Regions from separate parts of the Homo sapiens genome. Here region 1 is linked to region 2. The links are chromatin loops, found by intact Hi-C in ENCODE. Cell type or tissue: A673. All regions are shown on one strand. Each heading gives the region's core, and the rest is flanking DNA. Links, peaks and the distances in the headings are about the cores only.

Region 1 (4,409 bases), core at 172-4,171, 820 kb before region 2:
TAGTTTCTATCTTTTGAGGATTTAAATGAGTTGACTCTTAATAGATCATTAAAAATAATTTTGGTGATCTATTGCTGTGTTATGTTTTGACAAAAACCTACAAAGGAATTTTAAAAATGGAGCAAACACTTCTATATCAAAATTTCTTCTGTGTTCACCTAATTATTTAGGTAAACAAGATTTCTCAGTGCTTACATCTATGAAAAAAATAACGTTAACTGTTCATCCCTATCATGCTAGCAATAAGTTAAATTCATCCATTAGTACATAAATCAGTTGGAAAAAAAAGCCACTGAAATGTCATTAAGACATAAATTCTACTGCTTTTGCTTGACAATCAAAATTTAAAATATACACACTACTATTTGTATAACAATAGTTATAACTGAATGCAGTGAAATATTTAACACAATTTTAATTATTAGGATCACAAGAAAAAATAATTTTCATACATGTATACTCATATTACACACATGTACATATATGTAAAGTTAGAAATTAGCCAATAAGCAATTTCAAACATTAATAATTATAGTTAATAGCAATGATATTCTATGGACTGCATAAAAAAGAAGTAGGAGTTTAAGGGAAACACACAGTATTCTAAAATGGCACATGCTCAAAGACCTAATTTGTTTGTATTTAAATAGGTTAGATTGGATATGAAATTATTATGGTATTTAGATTTCATTAGTTACATTTAAAGGAATAAAGAGCCAGTTTCATTTTTAAATGTCAATAGTTACATCATGGTGGAGACTATCTCCTTTGCAGGTACTTAAAATTATAATAAATTCTTAGATTTCTATCTTAAGATATTTGCGGGGAGCACATAGTTTTTCCAAATTATTTTTATACTCAAAGGGAAAACATTTGAACACTGTGCTATGGAATTCCATGTGATACTTAATACAAATAATGTAAATACATATGTATTTACCTGGAAAACTATCTGCAACATATTGCTTAATTGTAAACACAAGATTTTGAATGTACCTAGATGTTGAAATGGGACTTACCCTGTCTTGGTTTCTACTGACATATCAACTAAATTGTATTCATATACTAAAATGGGAATGTGAAAATTCCCCACACCAATATACAAAACCTACTAATAAGATAATTAAGAAATTGCTCAGAATCTGTGTTGATAAATGTGTTTAGAGTGTGTAAAAAAGGTTGAATTGTTGAGAGCTCCTATTGACAGCCTGCTACTGAAATGATATCTTTCAAAAGACAGGGGCTAGGGAGGACCTATCTTTTAATCCAGAGCCTACTGTATGAAAGGCTTTGAGCTGGTCACTCTAAGAGCTTTAAATATATTATCTGCAGTGTAGGACACTGTGGACTCCTCCAGGAACATTGAAAGCAGCAGATCTGCCTAAGGTATTAAGTTAAGAAGTTGGGAGAGGGCTGTCACTTTGAGGGTGACCCACATATTTTCTCAGTGGTTTGATGACCAAAAAATACATGAATGTTTTCTACAGACTAGTGTTGGACCACATTGGAGAAAGAGAAACACTTCAATGCTGTTTTCAGTCCTTCCTAGAAAGTGAGAAGACCCCAGTAAACATATTCTATGTAGGATAGACCATTGGTGAGCCCAGAGGCTGAGAAACAAGCAGAAAAATAGAAGGCATCATCTACATCAAGTTGGTTATAGCCAGGAGATCTGAAGCAATGGAAACCCACAAAGAGCCTTCCAAAGTATCCTGTATCAGGCAGAACGCTGAGTCTATATTGTGGTTACTAAATACAAAACAAAACAAAGAAATCTGAATAACTTAAAAACAACCAATGTTTATTTTTTACCCCGATTCTATCTATGTTGGTATGGCAGGAGTGGTTAATGAACTGGAGAGACCAAAAGTGGGTTTAATTGCTCATGCTCTCACTTGTGATTCAAGCTACCTGGATTTCCACCATAGAATGTTTCAAGTCAGAAGAGAGTCCTAGAATGCCTCACACAGGCAATGAGCTTCTCAGACTGAGAGTTAACACGTAGGTCTCTGCCCACAATCCATTAACCAGAACTAATAAGTAAGATAACATAAGAAGGCTATCAAAAAATCTCAGTAACATACTTCAAAAGAGAAAGAGTCATTTTCAACCACATTATAGCTGAGGAGTCAGAGTCACTTAAATTCTCTCTTTTCCTTTCTTCGGCCAGGAGTATTCTGAAAAAGCAGCTCACAATTGGGAGAACAGTAGGTTTTGGAGAAATAGCAGGAGTCAATGTCTTCTCTGGAAGTAGGCAGTCACCAGCTCTAAGCTTTTTAGCTGGAGAACAGAGTGAGGAAATTAATCCATCCTTCCTTCCTTCCTTCCTTCCTTCCTTCCTTCCTTCCTTCCTTCCTTCCTTCCTTCTTTCCCTCCCTCCCTCCCTCCCTCTCTCTCTCTCTCTTTCTTTCTGTTCTTTCTTTCTGACAGAGTCTCACTCTGTCGCCCAGGCTGGAGTGCAGCGGTGCCATCTCAGCTCACTGTAACCTCCACCTCCTGGGTTCAAGTGATTCTCCTGCCTCAGCCACCCGAGTAGCTGGGATTTCAGGCACCCACCATCATGCCCAGCTAATTTTTTTTTTTTTTTTAATTTCTAGTAGATTCAGGGTTTCACCATGCTGGCCAGGCTGGTCTTGAATTCCTGACCAATGGAATATCCGAGTGTTAGTTAATATTGTTCTACATATTTAATTTATAAATTGAAAGTTTTAATTTATTTTTAATAAAGTGATATGACAATCTGTTACCTACAAGTAAACATTAAATTCACAAGATATTTTTTAATCTACAAATAGGAAATACTATCACTCATTACATATATTTTAAAGATAAGAGACAAAAGTAGTTAAATGTAATAGTTAGAAGAGCAGTGAATACAATATGACAATATAAGTTCACATTTCTGAATATATATGCAAATTTTTAAATGGCAAGAGAAACATTAAATGGATGAGTGGTGACCAGCCAGGGGACACCAGAGCTGTTATGATTTCTACTTGATTTGATTATACAGCATTGTTTTGCACAAACAGTTTGTCATAAAATAAGTATAACATAATTACCAGGATCTACTTTAGTGATATTTGAGTAAGGAGGTCTCAAAAGTTGAAGTGTCACATTTTTGGAGTTTTCTTCAGTATACTTTCACAGGCAATAATCCATCACTCATATTTCATTGTGACCTCATTTTGTCCAATAGTAAGTGAAAGCATTTTTCTTATCTATCTTCTTTTTAAAAATATCTCCTCCAAATTAATATTTACATTTTGCATTTGTTATAAAAAATTTGAGACCTCATAATCTTTTAAAACTCTTCAAAAGTTTTTTAAGTGGCTATTTTTTCTAAAAATGTTTTGAATAATCACCTGCTAAAGATTAAGTACAATCTCAGTTACTACCAATTTTCTATCCTTACTATTCAAAGTGTGGTCAAGCAACATGGCCAGGGGGTCTACCTCAGACCCAGTGAATTAGAATCTGCCCTTTAACAAGAACACTAGATGATTCTTATATCCATTAGAGGTGAAGACTTTTTTTTCTAAAATTCATACCATACTAGAGCAAGATTTTACCTTTCAAAAACACCAACAATTCTACAAATCTCTAGTCTTAAAACTTTTCTAAATCTTAGGTATATATTGACTAACAGATATTTTCCAATTTCTTACATTTCTTATAATTCCTTCAACTTAATCTAGATTCTCATGTCAACTTATCATTGCGCTCATAAAAATGTCTAAACCATTGATTACTGATTATTTTCTTTTACTATCTATCATCATTCATCTACATTTTATTCTTGGCATAGAATAGATTTCACCATGTGTCATTATGATCACCTTCTTACAAATGTCCTTAACTCCTTTGCACTTCTCACCTTCCATATGTAAGTCTGGCAAAATCTGAGCCTATGTGAAACCTAAACATTTAGTTTCTTTTCACCCACACCCTTTTGCTCAAATGTTGTTAAAGCAAATCACATGGACACGCTGACTACTCTCACTTTAGGGACAGAACTATGAATCATAAATGGGCAACCAATGCTTCCAGGCAGCCTTCTACACTCTCCTTTTCTTTCCTTTGCTTTCCCCTTTTATGTCCCAATTAAATGATTACTACATCTTCACTATAATACATTATAACAATGCAGAAAATTATAAATAAGGAAGTAAAAACTTCTGGAATCTCAACAGGCTGAGACAGTCATTATTATCATTTTGATTGTCACCCTTTCATTCACCTATTTATGCAATTATAAATATATACTTCTCCATAAATGGAATTATACTATTTATGTTATATTAATGTAAGGTGACTTTCCCTCTCCTGCCCCATTCTTTCTCTTGCATCAGCACTGAAACTGTGATATCCCTGTCACTCGCCTCTATAGTTTCTCCTTCTTGTGTGTA
Region 2 (4,409 bases), core at 207-4,206:
CTTTAGATTCAGGAAGCAAAATCTATTTTGAAATAAGTAAAAATAAATTCACATAAACACCGTAGTGAAACATCAGGATCTCAAGAACACATGTATAAAACCTGAATTAACCTGCAACAATTTTAAATGTTAAACCTGGAGTGAGAAATTTACCCACCACCCCCACTGAAAAAATAAAAAGTGAGAACATTTTAGAAAATAATTTACCCACCCTCTCAAAGAAAACAGTGAACGTATATATGAGGGTTAGGTAGAGACAGAGGAACCAGAAAAATATAAGAGGGAAATCAAGAAATATCAGTCACTAAAGGCAAGAGAAGTGTTTGAAGGAGAAGGACAGCAGTGTTCAGCGCTGCTCAGATAAGTTAGATACAAACTTGAAGTGTGCTGCTCAGATTTTTTTTTTTTTTTGTAAGTCTATTGAGCTTGTCAAAGACAGTTTTGGTGGAATGGTTTAAGGGGAAAATAAATTTCCAGTATTAGTAGACTGAGTGGAAGATGGATACATAAAGTTTTATGCAACTTTTCCAGGAAATCTGAATGTGAAGAATGTAAGAATTAATGTGATCCTTAACGAGAGATACAGGATTAGAAGAGAGTTATATTGGTGGTAATCTTTCTTTAAGAGGGAAAATGTTGAACATACATACATAAATATTGATAGGAAGAAACTAGTTGACTGAAAAACTGAATAGGAGATTCAAGTTGCATTTTCTGTTTTTTTAATACATTTTAGCACAACAGAAAAATCTTCCAAGTCAAAGAATAAACTCATATCTAACAATGATAATTCTCCCTGGCAATTAAAATAATTACTACTAAAATGAATGTAGGTTTAATGTAGTCCTAAAGTTAATAATTAAACAATGAATTTAGATTTTTTATCCCAAGAAGTAATTAAGAAAATAATAAATTTGATAACTTAGAAATGCCAAATAACATGTGACAGATAAAATCAACAATGATTAATTTATCTATAATTTATATTAAAACTCAAAATACATGTGAAGTATCTCAAGTAAATTAATTTGGTTATATATTTTAAGACTTTACTTCAGGAAATTTCAGCCTTTTATTTTTAGTGTGCCTACAACACTACAACTTCCAAGAGAAAAGGAGTAAGACAAATTATATTTCACAGTGACAACCTTTTAAAACTACAGAAATTTCAAAAATGCATCATTATGTTATGTGGCATTTCATTGTTTTTCTCTCATTCAAATTCATACACTGCAATTATTCACTATAGCAGTATATAAGCACAAGGAATAGACACTTCAGGGCCCTGAAGTAGTAGTGAGGTTGCCTGGGGTACTTTTCGTTCAGTTTCATTTTTGCTACTTTTAAAAGTAGCATATTATTAAAATGAGTAATTTTTTTATCAATTTGCTTATACACATTGACTTTCCACTGAAAATAATACACCTTGAGATTCCTTGTTCCTAGCTCTGTGGTTGATGTCCATTTATAATTCTGATATCTTGACTCTGCTCAGGCTACCCAGGCAATTGCCTTTTATTTTTCATAAAAGGAAAGCAAAGCACTCAGGGAAAGAGAAGCAAATGACACTTCAAATGGATCAGACTTAACTTTGATAATACCCAAAATAGACAGCTTTGGTTATTACATCAATACTGGATCAAGATACGATTATAAATGGTTTCTAAGAATTCACTCTTATTTATTCTAGTTATAGATCTTTCTCCCAACATGTAAAAAACAACATAAAATTTCCCAAGAAATCAAATTATCAGTGAGCTTCACACTGCCAGATCCTGATTGCAAATGAGAAATCACAGTGTCATTAAGTGTGAAGCGTTAGATGTCACTAAAACTAGCACATTTTAAAAACGTTTCCTGACACAGGAAACATAAAAATCACTAAATAGAAAGAACGTTAAAAAAAGAAGCATGCACTCAATGAAAGGGGACCTACGAGAATTATCAGGGTTAAATGCAAGTGTAAGGCAGTATTACTAAACCTAGTCATGCCTGATAGCTCACACATGTTTACCAGTGTACATTTATAGTTAAAAGTACTTTGTCCTTATTTGTGAGCACTCACCTCTAAAAGTAAGATGTCCTAATATTTTATTGAACTCCAATATATGATTATTTACATATGAAATTATACACATCTGATACTATGGTCAATATTCAAAGATCTATTTAAAACATCTAGCAAGATTCAGAATTGAAAATCATTGTAAATTATTTAATGTGAAATTACATGACATGTAAACCAATATTTTAAATGATCTTACAGAATAAGATCAGCCTGACATTAACCTATTAATGGAATTAAAGAACAAAGGAGAGGGTAGTACTACTAACTAATAAAGAAGTTGTAGTTAATACAATTAACTACTCAAACACTGTATTTGGTGGTTTTGTGTTCTCTATTTAATCCTCATGCCAACAATATGAGATAGATTTTATGTTTGCCAATTTACATATAAACAAGTAAATACATTTCAGGAAAACTACCTTATGTTTTTACATTATCCTTAAGCAGGCAAAATATCAATAAGGATACATAGGATAGTAACAACAAAATTAATAGGCTTGATCAATATCACCTATCAATCCATCAATCTATCCTTCTATTTGTCAAAAGAAATTTACCACTATCAAATTTTAAAATATATACATTTTTCTTGTGTTCACAAAGGAATTCCATAAAAGCAATCATTTCCTAGGTCACAAAGCAGTCGCAATAGCTTCCAAAGAAAGAATATCACACAGACTTTTTCTCCTACCACAATGAAATAAAATCAAAATCACCCTTTATCTGAACATAAGGAAAACACAAATGATTGACATATATTCTTCCACACACAAATATTTAAAAAGAAAGAGTTACTAAAACACAAGCAATATTTTCATAAATAATTTTTGTTGTATATCACTTCCTAATGTCTTTATTAAAAATTAGAAATTTGACTATTTTTTGGTACTCCACACAATTTTTTTTCCATTTTCTCAATATAGTGTCACAGCTTTTAATTATACCATGAGGTAAGCATGTTTACATTATTGTTATCACAATATAATATTATTTTCTATAAAGCTGTGTAGTACATTTCTTTACTTGTACTTTTAATTTAAAGCTTTTAAAACTTTAAAACTTATAACTTAAATTATGTTCTAGTCAAGAGGAAGTCAAGAGAGGAGTATAATTTTCAGAAACCAAGAAATGGCACTTAAACATACTACCTTATATGCAAGTAGAGGTAATAACCAGGAAACTTGGCTAAGAGTTAAAAATACTTGCCACTGGCAATTATACAAAAGGTGTAGAATGATTACTATCTACTATTGTACTATTATACTATCTACTATTTTTTGTTGTTGTAAGCACCTATGTATTATCCGACTTTCTTTAGCTAAATGTATCTACATCAGTTTTAAAAATAGCAATAGAAATTGAATAGAGAATGGGTATGCACTGAACCTAGAATTTCAGAACCTGTAAGGATTCAGTGCTACTGTATAAGAATTTACATATACAAAAGCAGAGGAAAAGTATAAATTATTCACTTAAAAGAATGTAGCGATCTTCAGAAAATTCACATATAAGCACATCATGTAGAATTGTCATCTCCTTATTGAGGTTTTGCACACCACAACCACTATCCCCCATGCAACCTTCTAGAGCAGAAACTTTGCCTTTTTCCCCTGAGACCCAGTATCTAGAACACAGTGGCTAAAAACACCAGAGCAGGTCTAATGTGGACTCATATGAAAATAACATTGTAAAAAATATTTAGAGAATACATCAATAAAACACGATAGTGTTTTAAAACTTTAGAAGTTTTTAGTGTTTGATAGTGTTTTAAAACTTTAAACCCTATAGTGTTTAAGCTACGGTGTTCTGTAGCTTCTTCTCTGAAGAGGAGGTTGGCTCCAGACAACTCACAGAAGTTACACCACGACTGCCTTCCTGGCAGGGTACAGAAGGTCCTGATTTCACTCACCTCAGGCCTGCTCAAATTCTAGAAAGATTTCATCAAAGCAATGAGCAGCCACCAGTGATTCAAATATGGACATCTTCTCTACTGTGCGGGATATCAAACTACACAATGCTGTGCTTCTGGGATGTGCAGCAGTGGAAAGGTGTTTTTGTGTTGTTATTTATTTCATTTCGTTTTGTTTTTTGGTAGTTAGATGTGGTCATATTGCCAATGACTGAAAGGAACAAGAGAGAGAAAATGCTGCTATGGCTACACAGCAAATTTTAGCTCATGTCTGAGACTCTGCATCCAAGCAGAGGAGTCACTGTTGTAGGAAAACTGGACCCTTTAAAAAAACGCTGCAGGGAAATACAGAGGTAGGTTTAGACCTTACATATGCTGTAATGAAATATTTTGACATCAATGACAAAATGTTACAGTGGCAGAAATTATTTA

Evidence for each region. A loop is a pair of places that touch in the nucleus more often than their neighbours do. Peaks named below come from ENCODE experiments on the same cell type or tissue, not always from the same donor. Only the 100,000 strongest peaks of a DNase experiment are listed, where the experiment ranks them.
Region 1: a loop joins it to region 2, with 4 times the contacts of the local background. A loop is called at or near these places in 1 of 110 quality-filtered maps.

Annotation. Positions count from the first base shown.
Region 1 is chr2:140,142,672-140,147,080 of GRCh38, forward strand. No RefSeq gene overlaps it. Among named protein-coding and RNA genes, the nearest start is that of LINC01853, 27 kb to the left of the region's middle. In A673, for the core only: no CTCF peak of the experiment used is centred there; DNase peaks (open chromatin) are centred at 2,140 and 3,020; H3K4me3 peaks cover 899 bases; H3K27ac peaks cover 3,920 bases.
Region 2 is chr2:140,958,662-140,963,070 of GRCh38, forward strand. The region is part of intron 18 of LRP1B (LDL receptor related protein 1B); the gene reads right to left. Among named protein-coding and RNA genes, the nearest start is that of MIR7157, 370 kb to the left of the region's middle. In A673, for the core only: no CTCF peak of the experiment used is centred there; a DNase peak (open chromatin) is centred at 1,870; H3K4me3 peaks cover 381 bases; H3K27ac peaks cover 2,494 bases.